Regions from separate parts of the Homo sapiens genome. Here region 2 is linked to region 1. A link is a contact called in ENCODE POLR2A ChIA-PET data. All regions are on one chromosome and are shown on one strand. Each heading gives the region's core, a stretch centred on a gene start or an enhancer-like site at or near the end of the contact. The rest is flanking DNA. Distances are from core to core; before and after follow the strand shown.

What was found. ChIA-PET counts read pairs that join two places held with the same protein, here RNA polymerase II (POLR2A).
Region 2: POLR2A ChIA-PET joins it to region 1 with 14 read pairs in OCI-LY7. The contact joins the promoter of MAP4 here to the enhancer-like site in region 1. POLR2A ChIA-PET finds 5 or more read pairs at or near these places in 4 of 52 experiments (CD8-positive, alpha-beta memory T cell, OCI-LY7, activated CD4-positive, alpha-beta T cell and 1 more).

What each region holds. Positions count from the first base shown.
Region 1 is chr3:47,763,717-47,769,083 of GRCh38, reverse strand. All of the region lies in intron 2 of SMARCC1 (SWI/SNF related BAF chromatin remodeling complex subunit C1), which reads left to right. Among named protein-coding and RNA genes, the nearest start is that of SMARCC1, 15 kb to the left of the region's middle. Within about 2 kb of position 2,208, at least 2 of the 41 ENCODE cell types and tissues checked have a DNase peak (open chromatin) inside an H3K27ac peak, as active enhancers do.
Region 2 is chr3:48,014,376-48,019,742 of GRCh38, reverse strand. MAP4 (microtubule associated protein 4) reads left to right here and starts at 3,327. Exons shown (of 21, transcript NM_001385682.1): 1 at 3,327-3,409.

The sequences.
Region 1 (5,367 bases), core at 959-3,458:
GCCTGCCACCATGCCTGGCTTATTTTTGTATTTTTAGTAGAGACAAGGTTTCACCAGGTTGGCCACTCCTGGTCTTGAACTCCTGACCTCAGGTGATCTGCCCACCTCTCCCTCCCAAAGTGCTGGGATTACAGATGTGAGCCACCGCTCCCAGCTAGCTGCCTGATGTTTTTTATAACAAAAATTTAAACATACTTAAAAGTAAAAGCTTACAAGATTAGTATGAAGAACTTTTATTTTCTCTTCACTCAGAATCTACAGTTAACATTTTACCCATTTGCTTTATCATTATCATTTTCTGTGGGATGTGTGTGTGTTATGTATTTTATGTGTGAAAAATTTGAAAGTTCCATGTTCCTTTACAGCTAAAGTATTCATTTCCTGTTCTCTTACATTATGAACTGGGCTAGAATTATCAAATTAGCTATTGATTGAGGTTTTCAATAGTTTAATTCACTATAATATAGTACATATTGATTGCACTTTATTAATTGTAACATAATTTAGAGTAAAATTACAGATTACATTATATAAAGTATTTTACATAATACGATTGAAATTATATTGGGATTCTTAATTAGGAATGTATGAATCTTTTCAAAAATGGTGTTTTCAGAGAGTGTTATATGTAGGCTATTTGACTCCTGGGAACTAAACCATTATTTAGTTCCAGATTTTAAAATATTAGGGAAGAATATTTTTAGGCAGAAGCCGTAATTAAAAACAATTCCTGGTTTAGTGCCACTGGGAACCGATGTACTTGCCTTCCTCTCAAAATGGTGTTCAACACTTTCCCAGATGAAAGGGATTGATACAATCCATAATGGTATAAAACAAAATTCGATGAGATAGATAATTAACAAAGCAAAGAATGTTTCAGTGAGACATATAAATCACATACTTTAAAAAGTTTTTTCCCTGAGTAATCAGTATGGTATAAGAGTTTATGCTGGGCATGGCTCACACCTGTAATCTCAGCACTTTGGGAGGCCAAGGTGGTCAAAACTCTTGAGCCCAGGAGTTTGAAACTAGCCTGGGCAACATAGGCCCCGTCTCTACAAAGAAATACAAGAAAAATTATCTGGGTGTGGTGGTGCCTGCACGCTTGTAGGCCCAGCTACTTGGGAGGCTGAGGTGGGAGGATCACTTGAGCCTGGCAGACAGAGATTGCAGTGAGCTGAGACTCTGTCTTAAAAAAAAAAAAAGAGTTCACTGTTTTTTTGTTGTTGTTGTCGTTGTCCAGGCTGGAGTGCAATGGCGCAGTCTTGGCTCACTGCAACCTCTGCCTCCCGGGTTCAAACTATTCTCCTGCCTCAGCCTCCCGAGGACCTGGGATTACAGGCGCCCACCACCACGCCCAGCTAATTTTTGTATTTTTAGTATAGACGGGGTTTCTCCATGTTGGCCAAGCTGGTCTCGAACTCCTGAACTTGTGATCCACCCGCCTCGGCCTCCCAAGGTGCTGGGATTACAGGCGTGAGCCACCGCACCCGGCCGAGTTCACTATTTGGACTTTTTTTTTTTTTTTTTAAATCAGAGTGGAGGCTGGGTGCGGTGGCTCACACCTTGTAATCCCAGCACTTTGGGAGGCTGAAGTGGGTGGATCACCTCAGGTTGAGAGTTCGAGACCAGCCTGACCAACATGGAGAAACTCCATGTCTACTAAAAATAAAAAATTAGCCGAGTGTGGTGGTACATGCCTGTAATCCCAGCTACTCAGGAGGCCGAGGCAGGAGAATCACTTGAACCCGGGAGGTGGAGTTTATAGTGAGCCGAGATTGTGCCCATTGCACTCCAGCCTGGGCAACAAGAGCGAAACTCCATCTCAAAAAAAAAAAGAGAAAAAGGAAAAGAAAAAAATCAGAGTGGAACCTTTTTTTTTTTTTTTTTTTTTCTTTTTGGAGACAGAATCATGCTCTGTTGCCCAGGCTGGAGTGCAGTGGTGTGATCTCGGCTCACTGCAACTTCCGCCTCCTGGGTTCAGGCGATTCTCCTGCCTCAGCCTCCCAAGTAGCTGGGACAACAGGTGCCCGCCACCACGCCCGGCTAATTTTGTTTTGTATTTTAGTAGAGACAGGGTTTCACTGTGTTAGCCAGGATGGTCTTGATCTGACCTCGTGATCCGCATGCCTCGGCTTCCCAAAGTGCTGGGATTACAGGCGTGAGCCACCATGCCCAGCTAGAGTGGAACTTTATATAGTAACTTCCCAAGTCATGCTGGATGTCGGACAGCTGGCTCTTGTTCTATCAAATGCTGAGAGATTTAGAAAGAACCAAGCATTTCATAAGGCTAAGGCTAAAGGTATATTGCATTACCAAACACATGATTTGAAACAAAAAAAATTGCTAAGAAGATGTGGGTATAAAACAAAAAAGAAAAATATATTTTACCTTCACTACAAGTAAAGTTTCTAATTTTCCCACAAGCCCTCCAAGGCTTTAGTACGTGTGCATACATAATGTAAACATAATTGTAATAATAGGATAGAGCTGTTTTTCTTTTTTTGAGACAGGGTCTCTCTCACTCTGTCACTCAGGCTGGAGTGCAGTGGCATGATCTCAACTCACTGCATATTCGACCATGACTTTCCAGACTCAGGTAGATCCTCCCACCTCACCCTCCTGAGTAGTTGGGACAAGCATGCACCACTACACCCTGCTAATTTTTGTTTTTTTTTTTTGTAGAGACAGGGTTTTGCCCTGTTGCCCAGACTGTTCTCGAACTCCTGGGCTCAGGCAGTCTTTCCGCCTTGGCCCCCCAAAGTCCTGGGTTTACAGACATGAGCCACAGTGCCCGGCCTAGAGCTGTTTTTTTATTCTGCATTTTAAAATGGATTATAAGCATCTGTGTTTAAAAAAACAGGAAAGCTCTGAGAGTAAGAAATATAGAAGGTTAAGTGAGAGTCTCAAGTAACTGGATTTTAATTGTGTTTGGGAGATATCCAAGATTTTGTTTTCTTTTTTACGTGACACAGCTCCAGGAGATCTTGAGAACATGTACCCTTATGCCCAAAATTGTAAACCTGTCATTGCACTTAAAAAAATCATTTAGGCTGGGGGCAGTGGCTCACGCCTGTAATCCCAGCACTTTGGGAGGCTGAGGTAGGTGGATCACCTGAGGTCAGGAGTTCGAAACCAGCCTGGCCAACATGGTGAAACCCTGTCTCTACTACAAATACAAAAATTACCCGGGTGTGGTGGCAGGCGCCTGTAATCCCAGCTGCTCGGGAGGCTGAGGCAGGAGAACTGCTAGCCCCCAGGAGGCGGAGGTTGCAGTGAGCCAAGATCATGCCACTGTACTCCAGCCTGGGCGACAGAGTGAGACTCCATCTCAAAAAAAAAAAAAAATTAATTTGCAACTGGAGGAAAAATGTAGAATATTATATTCCTGAACTGATTTCACTCTGCTGTTGTATGAATTTCAGAATGGAGAGACTATCTTTGGGAACATGGGACTAGGAAGGAGACCGTAAGTGTTGTATATATATTTGAAGTGAGCATTTGAGTTTGTAGCTTAGAACTCTGTCTGATGAAAGTGGAATATGAGCACCTGTTTAAGCAAAATAGTGTAGGAAATTTACTTGTGGAATAATGGTTTAGTTTCTTTCTTTTTTTTTTTAAACAACTTCCTATTGTAAAATATATAGAAAGTGAGTAAAATAAATTTTGACTTAAATAATTATAAAGAGAACATCCATTTAACCACAGTCCAGGTCAGAAATTGCTAACAACCCTAACAAACGTATGTGTTCCTTCCCCAACCATAAACTCCTCTTTTTCCCCACAGATAATCTTTTCCTTGCCGTTTTTTTTTTTGTATGTTTTTGTTTTTGAGACAGAGTTTCTCTCTTGTTGCTCAGGCTGGCGTGCAATGGCACGATCTCGGCTTACTGCAACCTCTGCCTCCCGAGTTCAAGCGGTTCTCTTGCTTCAGCCTCCTGACTAGCTGGGATTACAGGCATGCGCCACCACGCCCGGCTAATTTTGCATTTTTGGTAGAGACAGGGTTTCTCCATGTTGTTCAGGCTGGTCTTGAACTCCCGACCTCAGGTGGTCTGCCTGCCTCAGCCTCCCAAAGTGCTGGGATTACAGGCGTGAGCCACCGCGCCTGGCCTCCTTGCTTTTCTTTATAGGTATCACTGTGTTAGTGTGCATCCCTGAATAATATAGTATTATGTTTTGCTTGTTTTTGAATTTTGTACTAATGAACTCATAGATATTCTTGTAACTTGGGGGCCATGTAGGAAATAATTTGCCAACATGGAGAAAACAAATAGTCTAACTGAACTGCTCAGCCACATACGTGTGGATAAAACAAATTACTGTAGAAGAATAGTTAAATCTGAAAAATCTAGTTAGCTAGCTTCTGGCCTTTATAATTCATGTGCAAGGGCAGTGAGCCTACATGATGTAGCATGACCAGTTAGATAGAGCTCAGTAGGCTGCAGAATATGGGCTGCTGTGCTGGAGACATGGACTAGTATTCCAGGCAGAGGGCATGCTGGACCAGGTGGTGGGCAAGGCTCTGGAAAGCTATATGATCAACTTCAGTGCAGGTTTGTACTCCGTACCATGTGGATTCGTAGGTAGAAACCTGAGTTCACTGACATTGTACTTATTTATTTGATTGATGTTTCATTTATTTATTTTTTCTATATTTTTACTTTTTTCATCTTTCTCTCTCTCCCTGTAATGTGTCCTACAGCTTTGCTGAAGTATGGCCAATGTACAGTGAACAGTACATATTTAGCTGGGCACACTGGCTCATGCCTGTAATCCAGACTACTTGGGAGACTGAAGTAGGAGGGTCACATGAGGCAAGGAGTTTGAGACCAGCTTGAGCAACATATTGAGACCCTATTTATCAGAAAAACTAAAAATTAGTCGTGCATGGTGGTGTGTGATTGTGGTCCCAACTACTTGGGAGCTGACCCAGGAGGATCACTTGATCCCAGGAGTTAGAGGCTGCCATGAGTTACAGTAGTACTACTGCTGCACTCTAGCCTGAGTGATAGAGCGAAATCCCATCAATATCTCTTTCTCTTTTTTTTTTCCTAAAGAGAAAGGCTGGGTGCAGTGGTTCATGCTTATAATCTTAGCATTTTGGGTGGCTGAGGCTAGAGGAGTCCTTGAGCCCAGGAGTTTGAGACCAGCCTGGACAACATGGTGAGAGCCGTCTACAAAAAATAAAAAAAAATTAGCTTGGTGTGGTGGTGCATGCCTGTGGTCCCAGCTACTTTGGGAGGCTGAGGTAGGAGGATCTCTTGAGCCCAGGAGGTTGAGGCTGCAGTGGGCTATAATCATGCCACTGCACTCCAGCCTAGGCGACAGTGAGTCCCTGTTTGAGAAAAAAAACCTAACTGAAGT
Region 2 (5,367 bases), core at 2,078-4,577, 250 kb before region 1:
CTAATTTTAAAATGTTTTCTGTGGAGACGCAGTCTCAACTGTGTTGCCCAGGCTGGTCTTGTACTCTTGGGCTCAAGCAGTTTTCCTGCCTCAGCCTTCCAGAATGTTGGGATTATAGGCATGAACCACCATGCCCAGCCAAAAGAGAGTTTTTTCTTTAATAAAATAGTTCTCAAAAGCTAAGAGCTGATCAAGTATGAATATTCTTCCTTTCTTCCAATCTCCTCAGCACTAAGTCATCCTAAAGTTACATGATATGCTTATTACTTTCTGACAGATATATGAGCTGATAACTATAGAGATTTAATATTTTAATAATTATAAAGTTTTAATATTTATATGATCATATTAACATGATGGTAGTGGCTGATATCTTTCTCTCTTTCTCTCTCTGTCCCTCAGAGATGTGGTCTCACTTTCTCGCCCAGACTGGAGTACAGTGTTGTAATCATAGCTCACTGCATCCTCAAGCTCCTGGGCTCAAGGAATCCTACTGCCTCAGCCTCCTGAGAGGCTGGCACTACAGGCACACACCACCATGCCCAGCTAATTAAAAACATTTTTTTTTGTAGAGATGGTGTCTTGCCATCTTGCCCAGGCTAGTCTTGAATTCCTGGGCTCAAGTGGTCTTCCTGCTTTGGCCTCCCAGAGTTCTGGGATTACAGGTGTGAGTCACCATGCCAGGCCAGTAACTGGTCGACCATCTTGAATATTTGTTTTTGCCACATTGCATCATGTCATGCTTTTCTAAAAGCAGAGAGAGCTATTTTTATTGCTATGCCTAATAATGATAAGATGACCAGCATGGAGAGCTGGTTCGTACGGTTACTCCTTACTGGCTTTCTTTCTATAATTCCAGACAACATGCTTGCTCTTGTACAAACTGTGTTTAGAAAGTGGAAGAAAATAGGTGAATATTCTTTTTTATTTTTATTTTTTTGAGACAGAGTCTCACTCTGTCACCCAGGCTGGAGTGCAGTGACACGATCTTGGCTCACTGCAACCTCCACCTCCCAGGTTCAAGTGATTCTCCTGCCTCAGCCTCTCGAGTAGCTGGGACTACAGGTGCACACCACCACGCCCGGCTAATTTTTGTATTTTTAGTAGAGAGGGGTTTCACCTTGTTGGCCAGGATGGTCTCAATCTCTTGACCTCATAATCCACCCACCTCAGCCTCCCAAAGTGCTGAGTGCTGGGATTACAAGCATGAGCCACCACACCTAGCCAAGGTGAATATTTGTAATTGGTGATAACCTTTCAGCCTTGAATCTGTTTATTCTTTTTCTAGTTGTGAAGAGTTTTTGTAATTTTGGAACTTCTGATTAATTTCAAATTAGATTCAATTTCTAATAACTTTCATCGTGTCATTTTAGAAATGTGTTTTTAGCCCCTTGTTTTGTTGGTTTTTATCATTTTGGCCTGTCTCCTCTGTAGTCTACTAGGAACAGAGAAGGTGTGCACATCACTTTGATGTGGTCCTCTCTTCTGGGACCCAGCAGTTTACAGGAGCTGGTATATACAACTAACTACAGTGGGGGGTCCCCAACCCTCGGTCTGTAGATTGGTACCAGTCCATGGCCAGTTAGGAACTGGGCTGCACGGCAGGAGGTGAGCAGCAGGTGAACAGCATTACATTAACTTTGCGATAAGTGTGCCTGAGTTCTGCCTTCTGTCAGATCAGCAGTGGTTTTAGATTATCATAGGAGCGCAAACCCTATTGTGAACTGCACATGCGATGGATCTAGGTTGCATGCTCCTGTGAGAATCTAATGACTGATGATCGGAGGTGGAAGAGTTTCATCCCGAAACCATCTCCTCCCTCTCACCCCTCCTGCTATCTGTGGAAAAATTGTTTTCCACGAAACCTGTCCCTGGTGCCAAAAGGTTTGGGGACCACTGAACTACAGTATAGATCAGACTCTACTGTTACAAGTACAGATGATGTATTAGTTCTGAATACTACTGGGAGAAAGATTCTAAAAAGCAGTCACAGAAAAGGTGGTAAGACAATTTATGTGGACCTTGATTTCAAGACTTTCACAAATGAGGAGGGAGAGAAGATAACTTCAAGTTTGGAGAGCAAATGAGCATAGGGTGTACAGTGATAATGTAAGATGGTAGATGGTCCCATGTGACTAAATTGTAGGGAGACCCTACATGGAAAGCTGCTGATGATTATGGTGGGTGATAGGACTGAGTCTTGTCAGTCAGCCTTGATATTACACGTAAGAGTTTGGATTTACAAAAAAAAAAAAAAAGAAAAAAGAAAAAGACATCTAGGCATTGGGGTCCCTTTAAAGATCAGGTGGAATGTTTTCCTGATGTTCAGGATTCTTCCTGCCTGCCTCCCTCCTTGCAGAAGAAAAGATAGGTAGGTATAAGTAGTAGGTAGGTAAAGGTATGTATAAGCAGGTATAATTCAAAAGGTATATGAAGTACAGCGAAGTCATTGTGTTAGATAAAAGCAGAAACTACAAAACTGTAAGGTTTTGCTTATTTTGTCACGCTCTGCTTCTGTTTTTGGTGTTCTGTGGCTCTTTTCGCCGATCCTTTGTCTCAGCCTCATTTGTAAGTGACTTGTTTTTTCCATTTCTCATTTTTTTTTCCATCTATTAAAGTGAGGGGATTGGATCCTAGATCAGTTCAACTGGTGTAAGCCTTTAGAGCCAGGCATGGTGGCTCATGCCTGTAATCCCAGCACTTTGGGAGGCCAAGATGGGTGGATCACTTGAGGCCAGGAGTTTGAGACCAGTCTGGCCAACATGATGAAACCTCGTCTCTACTGAAGATACAAAAATTAGCCAGGCATGGTGGTGTGCATGCCTGCAATCGCAGCTACTCAGGAGGCTGAGTTAGGAGAATCACTTGAACCCAGGAGGCGGAGGTTGTAGTGAGCTGAGATCATGCCACTGCATTCTCCAGCCTGGGCAACAGGCCAAGACCCTGTCTCAAAAAAAAAAAAAATGCCTTTAGAATGTGGTTAGAAATAATTTTTGGATTGGTATAGATTAACTCTGAATGTTTTCCTGTGTTAGAGGAAGGAAGTGGGATAAATGTAAAGTTTAAAAAAAATGCTCCTTTTTCAAAATTTTGAGGGGTTAGGTATTAAGAATCTTTTAAAGTTTTACTCATTTAAAAAATTTAGATAAAATGGAAGATTCATTCTTAAGGTTGGTGATATCAGAAATGTAAGTGCTGTGTCATTGTCATTTCTTATTTTGGCCTACATAACCGTAACCAGACTTCAGACATCATGCTGCCTGTATCACATGGCTAACAGTGGGAGGTATCTGGTGTGTTCTTCCTGGAGAAATAGATTGAAATTCATTTGGACAGAAATGTTGAAGGCAGGTGCCTGATCCAAAATGCATTTAGTCAGGACTGAACACAAGCTGCCTGGATAGTTCCTGTAAGTAAGCAAGGTAGCCTTTTAACTTTGTGATGCAAGGTTTTATGTATGTGAGTATGTGTGTGCAAGTGTATACAGTATTTTTATATCCAGAGAACAGGGCTCCCTTAAATGGGGGGTGGGGGGGACTCTGGTAACTACATGAAAGTAAAATATAACTTCTTTAAACCTATATCAGTGTGTTCTTTCATGTAGGAATGTAGCTGTGTGATGGCCTCAGCTATTCTAGTAATCAAGGGCTCTCTGCTGTTGCTAATCCTATGATGAACAGGACAAATGGTGGTTACGAACAGAACCCTGTCAAGCCTGGAAATTCCATCAGTTTGTAATAGCACAGCTGTTGTCCTTGAACTGTGTAGGGAGGAACCTAGGGGTGGACAGTTAATATATTCTTCAGGGGGGTTGTAGTTTATTGCTCAGGATAGTCAAGATCTTCCTCAGTTGTCTGTTGCTATCTGCAAGTCTGGTTTGGAGGAGAAGCAGGAGAAATTCAGATTTGTCTGAGGAATCATATGTGTCTGTGAACTGTGTAAGTTGGTAGTTGATTCCTGTAGACATCCTTGCTAAAGATTTATTTTTAAGTAAAATATCATTTTGCTTGAAAGTATAAATCAAGGTTTTGTGGTTAAATAAATTAAAAACAGCACAGCTGCCAGACAAAGTTCAGCTTGATGTATAACAGGCCTCTGAAAGAAGTTCAGTAAGAAACAAATCTGGGTAATAAAGTTAATTAGTAACTAAAAACCTGCTAGGCATACTAAAAAAAAATCTGATGTTGAATATTAAATTATTATGAAGCAGGCTATACCTGTATCCATCAAGATTATAAATGATCTCCCACACTGGCGACGTGGGGTTCCTTTCAAGCCTGAGGAATGAGCACTATATTTTGGCCACAGCATTCTCACTAATGTCCTAGGATAGCAGCTTAGTGTTGGCTTTAGAATTCTCTGTCATTTAAATGTCATGCAAAAACAAACGTATAAAAGAAAACATTAACCCAGATATCTTTATGGTTCCTTGTCTTGTCCATAACCGCCCCCGCCCCCACCCACCCAAAAAGGACAGGCTATCAGTTATAGAGAAAATATAAGTGAGCATTATAAGCAGTATCCTACCTTTAGTAATAATTATTTAAAGTTTATTAAATGGGTTGTTTGGAACTCAAAATGATTTGCCTCAAAGTAGCCTAGGTCACTGAGAAGAAAGTTTATTTCTTTCTGCTGAAACTGACAGGAGGCGATATTTTGAAAGATAGCAAGCTTGTCTTTGGCATGGTATTAACTCCCTTTCTTTTGCCTCCTAGGGCTCCTGGGCCTGTATACCCTTTCCCTACTTTGATACCATATCTATATCTGCTTTATTCCCTGAAAGTTCCCATGTTGCCATAATATTTTTCTTCCTTTTTCACACCAGAACCAAGAACTCAGACATCTTCAATAGAACCATCTCTGGGATGAACAATGGTCTTTCCAGGGATGTACATTTTCTTACCCACTTTTAAATTAAGAAATAGGATTCTATACTTTTAAAAAGAGAATGCTGGCTACTGCAAATGAATGTCGGTAGAAATTTGGCTAATGTGACACAGTAAAATGAAGGTTTCCTAACACAGTGGTTAGGAAAAGTGAGTATGATGGTGGGAATCAGGCTTCTGTTCTTGCTTTTTTTTTTTGAGTCAGGGTTTCACTCTGTTGCCCACGCCGGAGTGCAGTGGTGCAATAGTGGCTCACTGCAGCCTCAACCTCCTGGGCTCAATCAGTCCTCCCACCTCAGCCTCCTGAGTAGCAGGGACTACAGGCATGTGCCACCATGCCTGGCTAATTTTTACATGTTTTTGTAGAGATGGGGTTTTGCCATTTTGCCCAAGCTCTGTTCTAGCTTTTCATGAGTTTTTTCCCTGCATTTTAGCTCCCATAGTAGCACCTTTCAAGGGGTGAATAGAAGAGGACAGAGAC